2 separate regions of the Mus musculus genome follow, and region 2 is linked to region 1. Evidence: chromatin loops called from intact Hi-C (ENCODE). Cell type or tissue: left cerebral cortex. All regions are shown on one strand.

What was found. Hi-C counts contacts between places; a loop is a spot of excess contacts. Peaks named below come from ENCODE experiments on the same cell type or tissue, not always from the same donor. Only the 100,000 strongest peaks of a DNase experiment are listed, where the experiment ranks them.
Region 2: a loop joins it to region 1, with 3 times the contacts of the local background. A loop is called at or near these places in 10 of 42 quality-filtered maps.

Annotation. Positions count from the first base shown.
Region 1 is chr11:98,229,041-98,237,040 of GRCm38, reverse strand. It overlaps Cdk12 (cyclin-dependent kinase 12), which reads right to left. Exons shown (of 14, transcript NM_001109626.1): 7 at 6,872-6,928; 8 at 5,956-6,057; 9 at 259-336. Among named protein-coding and RNA genes, the nearest start is that of Mir5119, 30 kb to the left of the region's middle. In left cerebral cortex, no CTCF peak of the experiment used is centred here; no DNase peak of the experiment used is centred here.
Region 2 is chr11:98,104,421-98,112,420 of GRCm38, reverse strand. Fbxl20 (F-box and leucine-rich repeat protein 20) reads left to right here. Exons shown (of 15, transcript NM_028149.1): 5 at 1,392-1,486; 6 at 2,859-2,927. Among named protein-coding and RNA genes, the nearest start is that of Fbxl20, 41 kb to the left of the region's middle. In left cerebral cortex, no CTCF peak of the experiment used is centred here; no DNase peak of the experiment used is centred here.

The sequences.
Region 1 (8,000 bases):
TATTTTATTAATACAAAAAACTTAATTTTATATTTAATAAAATGTAAAAGTATTAAGCATTAAGCATATGTCAAAAATTACCTTAAATTCAATTTGTGTTTTTTTAACAGTAAATTTGGGATTTGTATATTAATTATATATATCTATTACACGAGGTTATGTAAAACATTCTTAGGTGCAAACAGGTTATAAGTGAAAAAGTTTAAGAAATTCTTATTGACTATATACAGGCACTTAAGAGCATATGTGTAACCATACCTGATAAGTTCTAGCTGAGCCAGTTCTAAATTGGCTTGAAAAATAGGTTTCTTTGTGAACAGTTCTCCAAGGATGCACCTAAAAAGAGTAAAATTCATAGGTTAGAAAAAAATCCCTTGAGTAGAGTGTCTTTCAATAAACTTTTAAGTATCCTGGGCTACATACAATATACTGTGTGGTAAACTAGCCCAGAACTTCAGTGTCTGGGTTCCCTAAAAGACAAAAACAATTTCTTGAAGTGAAAACACATTATAAAAGTTTGCCAGCATACATTTGCCCGCATATCAAATTCTACAGTCCTTCATAAGCAAAAGGAATTAATAGGAGTTCTTTATCTGTCACACCATGGTAATCTAAGAAAGTACACACAAGTTTACAAGATGCATAGCAGTCAAAGAGAATTTGTTTTCATTAATGTGCTCTGTAGAACTATACTCTACTATTATAACCCCTTTGGCAATATATTTATAAAGAAAACAATGAATTATCAGATAAATATAGTTTCATCAAGACTTTTAAATAAATTCTCTTTAAATACCTTAGTTATTTTAAGATGGATATTGGGGGCTAGGAGATGGTTCAGTGGGTGAATGAAGTATTGAGGACCGATGTTTGCATCTATGGAAGTCACACAAAGCTGAGTGTGGTCATGTGTGCCTAAAATGCTTGTGATTCTATAGCAAGGCAGGAAGATTCTTGGAAGTTGGACCAGCAGTGAACAAAACAGAGTCACACATTCCTTCATTCACACATGCATATACATTGTATATGTAACAAACTTAAGTGAATAAAATAAAAAATACTCTAGAACATCATGAAAAGGACTTGCGTCCAATTCCTAGCACCCACATGGTGGCTCACATCAAATTGTGATTCTAGTTCCAAAGAATCCATACCTTCTGAGCTCCTCAGGTATCAGGCATACAGTGTAAAAACACACATTCAAGTAGACAAAATATTCACATATAAAATAATTAAATCTTAAGAAGGAAGGAAGGAAGGAGAGAAGGAAGGAAAGGAAAGGAAATGGAAAAAAAGAAAAAAAAAGAAAAAGAAAAAGAAAAAGAGATTGCCAGGTATGATGGTGTATGCCTTTGATCCCAAGTGAGGCCAACATGGTTTCCAACGTTTCAGGGCAGTCAGGGCTATGTTACAAGGACACTGTCTCAAAAAAGACAGAAGAAAGAGCTTTGTAATAAACTATTTAGAGTTTCAAGACATCTGTGCACAAAATAGTTACTAATTTTAAGAGGGAAAATATTAACGTTTGTGAGAAAAAAAAGTGACTATAATTGTTATCATTTCTAAAGGGCAAGTGAAGTCTATGTAAATGTACATAAAATATCCAATGAGGAACATAACACTGCTTAAGGTATATTCTAGCTAAAAATACATAACCTGAACCTGGTCTACATTCTTCAAAATAATAAATGATGTGAAATATAAAAAAGGCTACAGCAGTGTTCCAAACTAAAGAAGACTTTGATAAAGGAAGCAGCTATAACTACACTATTTGAGAAGAAGTGAGTTACAAACTAAGATGTGCAACAGCAGATAAACAATTAATAAAAACAAAAAAAAAGATTAGTGTAATGTACACACCTCGAGTAAACAAAGGTATTATTTCTAGGACATCATTAGTACAGAGCTAGAATAGGAACATAGACTAAAGCACTATATAGGGTAAAGTTATCCTGGACTAATATTAAACTTCCTTTCTGCGATAGCTCTCTGGTTGACCTTGAAATTGGAATTATCCTTCCTCTGTGATTGGAGACAGAATTATAGGTATGCACTTCCCTGTTCAGCCCTGTTAAATTCATTTAACTTGGTAATTATATTATGGTTATATGGACCTCTGTAAGTTGGAGGCTAACCTAATCTACACAATACCTTCCAGGCAGCCAGGAGATACAGAAAGTAATACTGTCTTCAAAAAAGTTTTTTTTAAAAAAAGTGATACTAGAGTAGTGCTAATTGCTAATTACTTTAATGTGCTTTTTGTTGTGTTTTGGGAACACATAATCTCATGTAGTCTGGACCTAAACTCCCAATTCTCCAGCCTCCACCTGTAAAATGTCAGGATTTCAGGCCCTTGGCTCCACCCTAGGCTGCTATATAAAATTTCATTTACTAATTCTTTGAGGATTTTATACGATTATTTTGATCATAATGACTTACAATGATCATTTTTTTATTATCTGTATATGTGTTTCTTTGGAGACTAGAAGTATTTTACCCCTTGACTAGAATTACATGTATTACCTGATCTATGTGCTGAGAACTGAGCCATCTCTCCAGCTCCTAAGATATTTATTTTAAATTTTCGTGTGTGTGTGTCTGGGTTATGCGCATGTATGTGCATATGCCCACAGAAATCAGAAACATCCAATCCCCTGGGACTGGAGTTAAAGACGGTTGTCAGCTCCCATGTGGAGTACCTGGCAAGAGCACCAGAGCTATCAATCACTGAGCTCCTTTACTGGCCCCAGCCCTCTCCCATCTCCTCCTCTTTTGTTTTTTTGAGAATGGGTCTCACTACGTATACCTGACTTGCTTAGACTCTGCTATGTAGACTAGTTTGGCCTGGATCAGAGATATAGACCTACCTCTGCCTCCCAAGTGGCCATACCATAGACTACTATGTATCATTTTATTACCATTTTTAATTTCAAGTAATCTAATTCTACTTCACCTATAATTTATTAGCTTTTCTATTGTCTATCTTGATTTGAAGTGGAAATGGTAGAAATAAATTTTTTTCCAATATTAACTGTCAAATTCAACGTTTAAATACAGTTTTATAACAACTAGTGGAAATAGAAGAGCAGTAAAAAAAGGATCCCAAAGGAATAATTAGGTTTGTTTAAAACATTTAGAGACAGTGTTTGGTTTGTTTGGTTCCCACCCACCCACCCCCCAGGGGGGGGTTGTTTGTTTGTTTGAGAAATGGTTTTCTCTGTAGCCCAAGCTGTCCTAGAACTTGCTCTGTAAACTAGGCTAGCCTCACAGAGCCTGCCTTTGCCTCCCAACTACTGGGACAAAAAGCCTAAACCAGCAACACTAATATTAATAAAGGTAATTCGTTAGACTAGTAGTTCTAATTTCTGCCCTGACTTGTATGCCTAAATGCTAGAATCCTTAAGTGTGAAAGACTTTTTTATTATGTGACCAACATTTTATTTATCATAGTAAGCTTGCAAGTTGCACAGACTGAGAAGAAACAGCACAATACACTTAGTTATACATTTCTCCCATGTATCTTGCTTTTCCTTGTGTTGTTTTTTAAGAGAGGTTCTCTAATGTACCCCAGGTTGACACACCAGAAGAGGGCATCAGATCCCATCACAGATGGTTGTGAGCCACCATGAGGTTGCTAAGAATTAAACTCAGGACCTCTGGAAGTGCTCTTAACCACTGAGCCATTTCTCCTGTTCCAACTCTGAACTCTAGATTTTCCTGCCTCTAGATCTTCCTCATGCATTTTAATGAGTTGTTAACTTTCCAGGTTAGCTATAATTTGGGCTAGTACTATTGAATACAAATATATTCACCTTGAGTCATTAAAACCAAAATAAAGCGTGATTTCATTTTGGTAAGATACCATCTTGTTGAATTTTAAAAATAAAAACCATAGCACTCTTCTTAAAAGATCTATAATAGAGTAATAGAAAAAGAATGGGAGAGCTGAGCTAGAGAGATGATTCAGCGGTTAAGAGTTCTTCCCGAGATACTGAGTTCAAGTTCTAGCAACCACATGGTGACTGAGAACCATTTAGAATGAGTTCTGATGACCTCTTCTGGCATGTAGGTATATATTCAGATAGAGCATTTGTATATATAAAATAAATCTTAAAAAAGTAAAAAAAAAAAAAAAAAAAAAAAAAAAGGAATGGGAAAGATGACATGCTATTTTAGGAGGTATGTATGTGGGAATCATAACCAACAAAGTTTAAGGCCAGTTTGCCACACGATATACAAACAAAAAACAGAGGCCATTTAGAAAATGTAGGACCCAGACATAGTGGTACATGCTTTCAAACCTAGCACCTTCAGGGGCAGGGTGACTGAACCAGGTGAATCTCTAGGAATTATAAGATCAGCCTAGTCTATATATCAATTTCCAGGGAAGCCAGGGCTACATAACAAGACCCTGTCTTGAAAGAATTAATAAAAATAAAAACACTTTAATCTTTAACATACAAATGTGGATTTTAAATTTCATTTTCAAACCAGAAATAGTATACATGTCTGTAATCCCAAAACTTGGATGCAAGGGACTTAGGAGTAAAAGGTCATCTTGGGCTATATATTGAGTTTGACGATAGCCTGGGCTAAATGTGACCTTGTCTTAAAGAAAAATCTTTTTTACATTTGCCATGTCAGTGCACACTTACAACACCAGCATTTGGGAAGAAGAGGCAGAAAGATTGTCACAATATGAAGCCAGCTTGGTCAATATAGTAAGCCAAGATAGACATGGCTAGAGAGATCCTGATTAGAAAAAGCAAAAGGAAAGAAGAAAAAAAGGAGGTAGGAGGAAACATTAAAAAAAGAGAAGGGGGAGCTGGCGAGATGGCTCAGTGGTTAAGAGTGCCAACTGCTCTTCCGAAGGTCCTGAGTTCAAATCCCAACAACCACATGGTGGCTCACAACCATCCGGAACAAAATCTGATGCCCTCTTCTGGAGTGTCTGAAGACAGCTACAATGTACTTACATTACTTACATATAAATAAATAAATAAATCTTTCTTAAAAAAAAAAAAAAGAGAGAGAGGGAGAAAGCTCCTTATGAGAAATGGCTGAACTGCAGACAGAAGGAAGACTATTTATTAACAATGTATCAAGAGAACTCTAGAACTAACCTCATCACTTTTAGACTAGACAAAGATTAGGAAGTTTGAAAAAGAACTACAATGATAAAGACTAGAAAAATGGCTAGATGGTTTTCACCACTTGCTGTTCTTGAAGAAGACCAGAGTTTGGTTCCCAGCACCCAGGTCATGCACCCCACAGCCACCTGTTACTTCTAGCTCTGGGGGTCTGACACCCTCTTCTACTTTGCGTGGGCACTTCCACACACTTGGCATATGCTCCTGTGCTCTCCTTTTCTCTCTCTCCCCATTAAAACATATCAAATATGCAAGTCAATTAGTTTCTAATGAACCCAATAAACAAAAATCCAATGAAACAAATCTTCTCACTGGTCATTTTTAGAGGACAGTAGAAAACCACTTCACTACTTTGAAAACTGGTAAACAAAATGTAATACTGAGGATGATCCAAGACTTCACACGACACAGGCAAGTGTTATTTTTGTTTGTGACAGTGGCAACAATAATAAAAAATAAAACTGGAGACATCTATAGAATAAATGATCTAGTTTTCTCTAAGCAGATTATAAGGAAACAAATGAAAATCTAGAGATGGAAGGGAGACCTGAGATAAGCTGGGCATAGTGATACATGCTTGATAATCCTAGTTAATTGTGGGCAGAAGCATTACAAGCCTGGGAAGCCAGTTACTACATTGTTTCCAGTTTTGTTTTCTTTTAAAAAAAAAGTAAGATTCATTTATATTTATATTTATGTATGTGTGTAAATGAGCATACAGTTAAAAAAGACAAATAGCAAATATAAAGAGGAAACAGTATATGTTATGAGTTACCAACAAAATAAAAGGTTAAGACAGTCTTACCCACAGCTCCAAACATCAATGGCTGGTGTGTATCTTTCCTCTCCAAGAAGAAGCTCTGGAGGTCGATACCAAAGAGTGATGACTTTGTTTGTGTAAGGGCGACTGAAATGTAAAACCATCAGAATATAAATTTGGATAGGTTACCTTTTTTGTGTATTTTTCATATTTTTGACAAAAAAATATGTAACTAAACACTAAAAATAGCTGCAATTAAAGATGAGGTTGTTAAAACAATTCCAATAACAAATTAACAGGCTAAAAGCAAGCTGGACATGAGTGAAAGATGAAGAGCTAATTTCTAGTCCAATTTGGGTTAACTTATTTTATTTAATAAAGGGCAGATTGAAGAATTCAGGCAGTGTCTAAAAATCATGGCACTTTTTTTTAATGCCAGAACCCCCCATATGTGTGAAAGACACTCATACATAATGTACACAACCACACACTGTACACACAACTCCAGCTTCAGGTGGATTTGATGCCTATGTAGTCAAATGGGTTTGATGAACAGGCATACACAAAGTTAAAAAGCAGTCTTTAAACATAACAAACAAACAACAACAAAAGAATGAAGGGGATGGTAGCCCATGCCTTTAATTCCAGCACTCAGCAGGCAAAGGCAGGTGTACTGCCGTAAGGTCAATGCCAGCCTGGCTTACAGAGTCAATTCTAGGACAGCTAGTACAACAAACAAAAACCCATTGCAAAACAAACAAAAGATCTATGTAAAATTCAAATTAGGGAATTCTAAAAATCACTATAATTTATAGAATTTGAGAATATCAGAAAATTAAAAAGATTCTTCTCTAATTTCCACCCTTAGTTTTACTTTTTTGAGATAGTGTTTTTACTATGCCAAAGTTGGTCATAGGTCACAAGTAAAGCTTGCCATATGTGATGCTGACAAATGCCTCACCTCTCTTCAGAGTTATAGAGCCGAGCAAGTCCAAAATCTGCCAGTTTGATTTGCCCGCTGAAAAACAAATTATTTTCATAAATAAAAGCAGCAGTGCTCAAACTACACTTGGAAACTTAAGTGCCAATTAAAGAGCTAAATGAATTATAAAAATTAATTTTGATGCCCATTTCTATTAATCATATTTCTATTAACGGTTAACCTGCCCAATTTAAATTTTCCAGACAAAGCTTGTAATGCCTCACAATATTTTTCTATTATTACATTTTTGCATTTGATTTCTAATTTATCTTTTGACTAAGGAGTATACATATATCACCCTGCTTGATTCCAACTCTTAAAACAATCATCTATCTTACTTCAACCTGGCCAAAAACTGGGACTATAGCTATGTATCTTCCATGCTAGCTCGAAACATTTACTTCTTTTTATTATTTTTTTAATTTGAGATAGAATTTATCACATAAAACCAGACTCAAACTAACAAAGATCCACTTGCCTTTGCCTCTTTATACTAAGATAAAAGGCGTACACCGTTACACTTAGCCTTTAAATATTTTCTGGTAGACATCTGTGCCTAGTACATGTGTTAATGCAATACCTAATTTTGAAGACAAACATAATGGCACTTTTTCTTTTTTCTTTTTTTTTTTTTTTGGTTTTTCGAAACAGGTTTTCTGTGTAGCCCTGGCTGTCCTCGAACTCGAGATCTGCCTGCCTCTGCCTCCCAAGTGCTGGGATTAAAGGTGTGCGCCACCACCTCCCAGCTGAATGTACATTTCTAACAAGCTCATCCATGACACCAACAGAGCTAGTCTGAGAATTATTACTTTTTTTTTTAGACTGCATATTGCTATGGACTTCAGGCTGTTTAAACTCATCATCTTTGTGCCTCTGCACTACCATGCAGCTTGAGACACTCCTTTAAAGGAATCAGAATCCCCTTTGACTCTGCTCAGTAGTGACTGTCTAATTCACTCTCTACCTTCCCTTCTCCCATTCTCTCTTCATCCTCCTTCCATCTAATATAGTGCTAGGTATTAAACTCAGGTACTTGTGCATGCTAAGTGTTCTAATTACTGAACTACATTCCCATCCCTCAGTATACAGAGATGTCAAAGAGTATTTT
Region 2 (8,000 bases), 120 kb after region 1:
TGGTTTTTATATTTGTTTATTTTACAGTAAGTAGGCTTAAACTTGTTGGGTGTGGTTATCTGTGTTTATTCTTGATGGGTGTCTTGATTCTTGGGGGAGCAAGAATAGATATAATTAAAACTACTAAATTGTTTTTAACTAATGAGACAATTTCCTTGGGATACAGTCTTTTTTCTCACTTAATCTTTTTAGTGTAGCCTGTTGGTTTCCTTTGAGTAGAAAAGTAGAATAGCGTCCAGGCATGCACACACCTCTGACCCCAGCACATGAGAAAGTCCAGAAGATCAGAAAGAAGCACAAGGTCAGGGGACAGGAGATGGCTCAGTTGATAAAGTCCTTGCCATACAGGCGTGAGGACCTGAGTTCAGATCCCAGCATCTATGTACAGGTCAGGGATGGAGGTACACCTCTAACTCCAAAACCAAGGGAGCGGTGGTGGAGACAGATGCATCCTAGAAGCTTGCTAGCCAGTCTACCACAGAAGAAGGGCTGCTCAGAGAGAAGCCCTATCTCAAAACATAAAATGAAGAAGCAGGTAGAGAAGACAGACATCCCAATAGCCTCTGGACCTGCACATACGTGTGTACCACATGGAGTTCAAGTTCACCCTCAGCCACATAGTAGTCATACTAGCCTTGGGTACAGGAGACACATCTCAAAACAACAACAAAAACAGAGCTGAGAAAATGGTTCAGCAGTTAAGAGCACTGGCTGCTTTTCTAGAGGACCCTGGTTTTGATTCCCAGATTCCACATGGCAGCTTACAGCCCTCTGTAGCTGCAGTTTCAGAAAATCAGGCTCCTTGTTGTGGCCAACACAACACAGGCACTGCATACATGTGATGCATAGGCATGCGTGGGATGCATAGGCATGCATGAAGCCTGAGCACTTACATTAAAATTTTAGAAAGGCACAAAAAACTCATTAACATTATACTGCGTTTACCCTACACTTTTCTGATCTTGTGGATGTGTGTACTTAACAAACATGACCCACAGGATCATTAAGCCACATGGCAAGTGCCCATTGAGTTCCTACTATGTGCAGAGTGTTATAGAGAGTTCTTAACAAAGGACACAAGAGTAAATGTGGATGGTTATGTCCTCCCATCGCTGTGGTTAACCCAGGCAAGCCCCATACATGACTTGGAATTCTACAAGGATAGGGCAGGACTATTCCTCAAATACAGGCTCCCCTTCAAGGTAAAGAGAGAGTACAGACCAGCCGTGTTCCCGTAGATGGGCTTCTCAGAGTACATTGAGATTTTCTAAAAAATTCTCTTTCTTAAAAGCCTTCTTCTGTTTATAAATTGCTTCTTATTTTTTTAAATGAGGATGTATTCTTGTCAAAAGTAACATAAGCTGTCTTTTTGCTTAACTGTCTCTTCATAGGGCCGGGTAGTGGAAAATATTTCAAAACGATGTGGAGGCTTTTTACGAAAGTTAAGTCTTCGTGGGTGTCTTGGAGTAGGAGACAATGCATTAAGGTAAAAGGAAAACTTTAAAAACTCTCAATCTTGTGCATTGAAGTAAAGAGCAGCACCAGCTCACTTAGGAAAGGCTAAACATTGAGTAGCTTTTAAATTTCTAAGCTGTTCAAAATGCAAACGTGTACATTGGTTATAACAAATTTCTAGTACGAAGTGGAGATCCAGGGTGCAGTAGCCTGTCCTAATAACCCCGCCGTGCAGTGTGTCCACCAAGGAGACACGGGTGAGCCTGGGCTACACAGCAAATGTAGGACAGAGATGAGATTTCAAAATGCTCTATACTAAAGCAGTTCTCTAGGGACCTTTAGTTAGATTATAGACTTCAGTTAACTCAAAGATAAAATGATTTTCAGCTTTTGTTGCCACAAAGATCCATGTTTAATCTCAGAAATTGAGAGGTTAAAGTAGAGGGATTGCAAGTCCACAGTCAGCCAGGGCGACACAGGGAGATCTTCTGAGAAAAGAAGAAAACATTTACAGTTTTAAGAATGGCTTGTGGAGCTGGGGGTGATAACACATGCCTTTAATCCCAGCACTGGGAAGGCAGAGGCAGGTGGATGTCTCTGAGTGCAAGACCAGTTTGTTCTACAAAGAAGGTTCTAGGACAGCCAGGGACACAGAAACCCTGTCTTGGATACAAAACAACAATAATAAATGAACAAAGGGACAGGCTGTGGGATTGATCTCTGTAGATCCACCAGCTACTTTGTGTTGAATTCACACCTCACACACAGATATAAAAGTTTGTTTTTCTTCATCCCAACAGTTTGATTTTGCAGATAGGTACTGGCTATTTCCTTTCACTGCCAACACAGCTGTCCAGAGTCAGCTCAGACTCTGCAGGCTAGCAGCGCAGTTTTATAATCAGCCCCTACTTAGCTGCTAGTTGCAAGTCCCAGTTGCTATGCACTTCTGGATGGCCCATAAAATCAGGTGTTATCATGACTCCTCCCACATTTTCGCACTTGCTAGCATGAGTCCAGTAGTTCAGGAAAGAGCTTTGGATGGTAGTAGTAACAGCTCACTACAAAGCACATGAGTAAGTAGCTGGAGGACGTGCTGTCCAGGGCAGGACTGAGGAGTGTCTGAAGACCAGAGCACCTGTCCTCGTGAAGTTGGCATGCCGCCTCCCCAGGACACCACCCCAGCAGCTCTCAAATAATGAGGACAAACAAAGCTCTCACCCCTGTTCCTCAGGGTATTACAGACATCTTAGGACCTCTATCCTGGAAGCTAGGGACCAAACCAATTATATATTTTAAATATTACAGCACCATAGGTGTCAACAACCAGTATTATTTTATGTCTTTTTTTATATCTAAAGTTTTGCCCAACTTATTTGTAACCTTTAACTTTTTTTCCCATAAAGGACCTTTGCACAAAACTGTAGGAATATTGAAGTACTAAGTCTCAACGGATGTACAAAGACAACAGATGCGTGAGTATTGGCTTCAGGAGGCACTGTCATTAGTCCGTAGTCTGCCCTATTCTGGTCTTGACTGTAGTCTCCTGAACACAGTGAATTAAGTAAGTTCCCTTGGTTTTATGAACGATTCTTTTTTTTGTCTGGCTTATGATGCTAAGGCGTGAGCCCAGGGCCTTGTGCTATACCTCTGAGCTACGTCCCCAGTGCTAGAAGAAAAAAAAACTAAAGGGAAAAGCAATGAAGGGAGAGGTGGAACAGAAGGCTTCCTTTGAGCTCCTTCATCTGTGATATTTAAAGTGGGACTTAAACACTACAGCTAACGTATGTGCTGTAAGGCTGAGAATCAAACGCCACATGACAATAGTTGCACAAAATGATTAAAATGGTAAACGTACACCTAAATGGCCAGTGCTGTTCAAGGACGACTGTGGCCTCTACTCCTCATACAAAAACGGCTAACACAATCCTTCATCTTTGAGACTCTTACAGTCAGACATGAGATACACAAATGGGCATGAAAAACTTCAGCCCCAGGTTATCCGTTGGTGGTCATGTAAATTAAGTCTCATTTAAATGCTCTGTAGCAGAGTTGTCCTAAAGTGAAGGCTGAGAATAGTGGACAGACAGGAGCCAGGGTTGGTTATGGAGTTCCCATTCAAAATGTCAAATAATTCAAAATTGTTTGAATGCTGGGGAGACACAAGAGCACAGGGCACGTGGGTGTTTTATTTCTCTTCTTTGAGGCCTTTGGCTGAGGAGTGCCAATTTTAAGCCAACGTATAAAAACTCTGTCTCAAAAACAAAAAGGAAGACGAGCAGAAGTGATTTGTGTCCATAACCCCGGTGCTTGGTACTTGGGAAGTAGAAGCAGTAGATCATGAGTTCTAGACCAGCCTCTTCTACATAGTGAGTTTCAGGGCAGCCTAAACTACAGGAGATTCTGTCTCCAAACAAAACCAAACTGGGGCAGGGGAGGCCTGAGTCTCAAAGCCATCCCTAGGAACTGAAAGCAAGTAAGGTCCACGAACCGAAGTTAAGTTCTAATCTGTGTTGGTGCCATAACAACTCAGAAAGAATTTCTCTCTACTGACTTTTTTGTTTGTGCTGGAGGCCTGAGGTGTTCATGTGTGCTCTGAGCACGACCGTCACCCAGCCTCGGCTGGTGTTACTGTGGCCATTCTTCTCCGGATCATAGACCCCTCCTACTTATTTACCCTCTCTGAGTTTGTCAGTACTTGGAAGAAAAAAGCCCTAGACATGGTATTTAATTTGTAAATATTTTAGACTAGATTTACATCTTAATGATCAAGGCCTCTTTATTCTTAGTACTGAAGATCAGACTCAAATCTTGTGCATTTAGGCAAGCTCTACCATTGAACTAAAACTCTAGCTCCAGGTCTGTGAAATCCTTTTGTTTGTAGACAGGGTTTCTCCGTGTGGGCCTGGCTGTCCTGGAACTCACTTTTTAGACAAAACTGTAGACCAGGCTGGCCTAAACTCAGGAAAGTCAACCAGTGCTGGGATTAAAGGTTTGTGTAGCTGCCACTGTAGCCGCTGTCGGTGCCTGGCTAAGTCAGTGGAATTCTTGCCTGGGGCTCCCGGCCCACCAATCCCATGAAAAGCTCTGAATACTTAGTAAACAAGGTAGAGTATAAAAACCAGTGGCTTGGAGTTGGCTCCTAGATAGGCTCACTTGATTTAAAACATTAGCAATAAAAATGATAATGAGGAGAGCGAAAGCAAAGGCCCTTTTAGCTTGAGGCTGTAGGTCACTAACCCTCAGGATGTAGCAGTCAGTGAGGCATATTTCCCTGGGCTGGAGAGAGCTCAGGGCTTAGGATGCTCTTACAGAGGACCCAGACTCAGTTTCCCTCACTTACAGCTCACATCCTTCAGTGATTCCAGGTCCAGGAGATGTGGTGCCCTTTTCAGACATGCACACGCTGCACTCACAGACGGGAATAAACATAAAGTAAAAATAAATCCAAGAAAAGAAACCTCACGTATCCTTGTTGGCCAGAGGCTATGTTCACAGGCAGCAGTGGCAAGAATAAACACAAGATGGCCACATATGCCTGGTTGGTGGATTTTAGGCTTATAGAAAAGTACCAAGGAGGCCGGGCGTGGTGGCGCACGCCTTTAATCCCAGCACTCGGGAAGAAGAGGTAGGCGGATTTCTGAGTTCGAGGCCAGCCTGGTCTACAAAGTGAGTTCCAGGACATCCAGGGCTATACAGAGAAACCCTGTCTGGAAAGACCAAAAGAAAAGAAAAGAACCAAGGAAAAGATACTTGAAAAGAGCTGGAACTTGGAATGTCCTCTCTAGCCCACGTGTGAACTATCAGTATAACGTGGAAGCTGTGCTTCCGTGGGCAGAACACTCAGTGGAAAGAAGTAAGGGAAACAAACGCTGGGTAGGAGCACCATCAGCCCCTGTGTCTGGATGAGACGGTCAGTTAGTGTCTGCTAAAGACATAAATAACGAGCCTCCCTCTGGAAGGTACAGTCCAGAAGGCAGGCAGGAATGATTTAAAGAGGATTGCTATAGTCCCACTTTGGGAAAGCAGAGGTTAAGACCAGGCTAGACTACATAGATCCCTTCTCAAAAACCTGAAAGAGGGCCTGGTATGCAACTCAGTCTGGAATGACCAGCATGGGTAAATCCCTGGGGAACAGTACCTAGCAACATACATACAAAAAAAAAAAAAAAAAAAAAAAAGAAGAAGAAGAAGAAAGAAAGGAAGAAAGAAATACACTTTAGATCCCACACAAGTAAATTAATACCTTTAATCTCAGCAAGTGGGAACTGGAGACAGAAGTAGGCAGATCTCTGTGTTAGAATCCAGCCTGGTCTGCAGAGCAAGATCTAAGCCCTGCCAGACAGCATAGTAAAACCCTTCCCCTTACATAGGGAAATGCATAGAAATAAAAGAATGGAAAATACTGTCTATGCAGAACATTCTACCCAGTGATTGCAGAGAGCACACTGTGTTCTGGACACTTAGAATAGACCATAGGCTGGGTACTAGACAAGCTTAATAAGATTAAAATAATTAACTGGGTGTTCTCTTTTTATAACTAGAGAGGTCTTTGACAGAAGAAAATATGAGGGAATACCAAGAATTTAAAAATTCAAGCAATAAGCAATATACATTTAACCCATAAGTTAAAGACAGAAATTCTCTAAATCCTTTGAGGTGAATGGGAATAAGCGAACCAGTTCCTGCCTGCGGTCTCTGCACTTGGGACCCTGAGGCAGAGGTATTACCTAAGGTTTCAGACCAGCCTGAGCTACGGTGATTATCCAGGTTCTCCAGGAGACGCACATATTCTCATATAACAGAAGAGACCCTTCATTTTCTTTTAATGGAATAAACATGAAATCATAAGACCAAGCCAGGCATGGTGGTACACACCTTTAATCCCAGCATTTAAGAAGAGATAGGAAGAGTTCAAGGCTCTTTTAAGTTGAGTGATTTTTAGGAAAATTTCCCAGGTTAATGCATCATAAAAGTCCCGCCTGACAAGAGTCCACACCTTAATCTCAGCACTCAGGGTTGAGGTCAGAGAATTAAGGCACAGTGGGCTCCAAAGCGAGTGCCAGGCTTGCTACATAGCTCTAGACCTACAGGAGGCTGTGACCTGAGGAACTCTAGCAGACCTACCCGGAGGCTGTGACCTGAGGAACTCTAGCAGACCTACCCGGAGGCTGCGACCTGAGGAAGTCCGGGTTTTGCTTAGGGCTACAGAGTGAGCTCAAGGTCAGCTTGGGTGACTCAGTGATACCCTGTCACCAAAAAATAAAACAAAAATCTAGAGACATGAGAGACATAAATCAATGTTAGAACACTGGCCTAACACACATGCAGCCCCCTCGTCAATCCTCGGTACTATGAAAGAAGAGAAAAATGTGCTGTTGTGTTTCTGCTATGCGTAGCCCAGGCTAGCCTGAAACTAACTCTTGACCCCTTCTTCAGCCATCCCAAATGCTGTGATATGAGGGGTGTGTGCTACCACACCCTACTATAACATTTTACTTAATACTGAAAGGCTCCTTTACCTCTAAGGTCAGGAGCAAAATAATGGTGCCAATGTGGGGCCTGGGGTGGGGCAGGTGAACCACTCCAGCTACTAAAGTCTGTTAAATCTGTCCTCTGTCACTGAGCCTGCACACTTTGTGTTTGGAGCATTTAGCTGGTGCTGTAAGTTTGAGGGTTTTTCTTTTGTAATACATTTTAGACACATAGAAAACAAATAAGGAAACAAACAATGAAGTAAAACCTTATTAGTGGTGAAGAAGCCTACAGACCCGTTCATGCAGATTCATAAGCTAGGGTTGGAGAGGAGGCTCAGCCAGCAGGAGCACTGCTTCTGCAGAGGGTTGCAGCTGTACTCCAGTTCCCTACTCCCTTCCTCTCTCTCTCATACACACACACTCACACAATGTTTTTAACTTAAAAACAGTCTTAAGCCAATGTAAGTACACCTGTAATCCTAGCATTTGGAGAGCCAAAGATAAAAATTGGATCAGGAGTTCAAGAGTTCAAGGCCAGCCTCACCTATGTAAGATGCTATAGTAAGCATGATGGATGTGGTGGCATACACCACAGTCCCAGCACTGGAAAGCAGAGCAGGTGGATCTCTGCTAGTTCCAGGACAGCCAGGTCTATACAGAGAAACATGTCAAAATACATACATACATGCATACATACATACATACATACATACAAACATACAAAAATTAAATCATAAACCACAAAAACCTGCTAGTATTCACAAAAAGTTTAAGAACTGTTTAGGGCCCGTGAGATGGTGATAACCTGGGTTCAGTCCTGGGGACCATAGTGGAAGGATGGAAGGAACTCCCAAAGTTGACCCATGGCTTCCACATACATGCTGTACCACATTTGTGCCCAAACTCAATAATTGTTCTCCTCCTCCTCCTCTTCCTCCTCTTCCTTATCCTCATCCCATCTTAACACACCTTCAGCCCCCACGTTCAGGAGACAAGAGGCAGGCAAATCTCTTGAGTAAGGCCAGCCTAGTCTACATAGTGAGTTCCATGATAGCCAGGACTATATAGCTA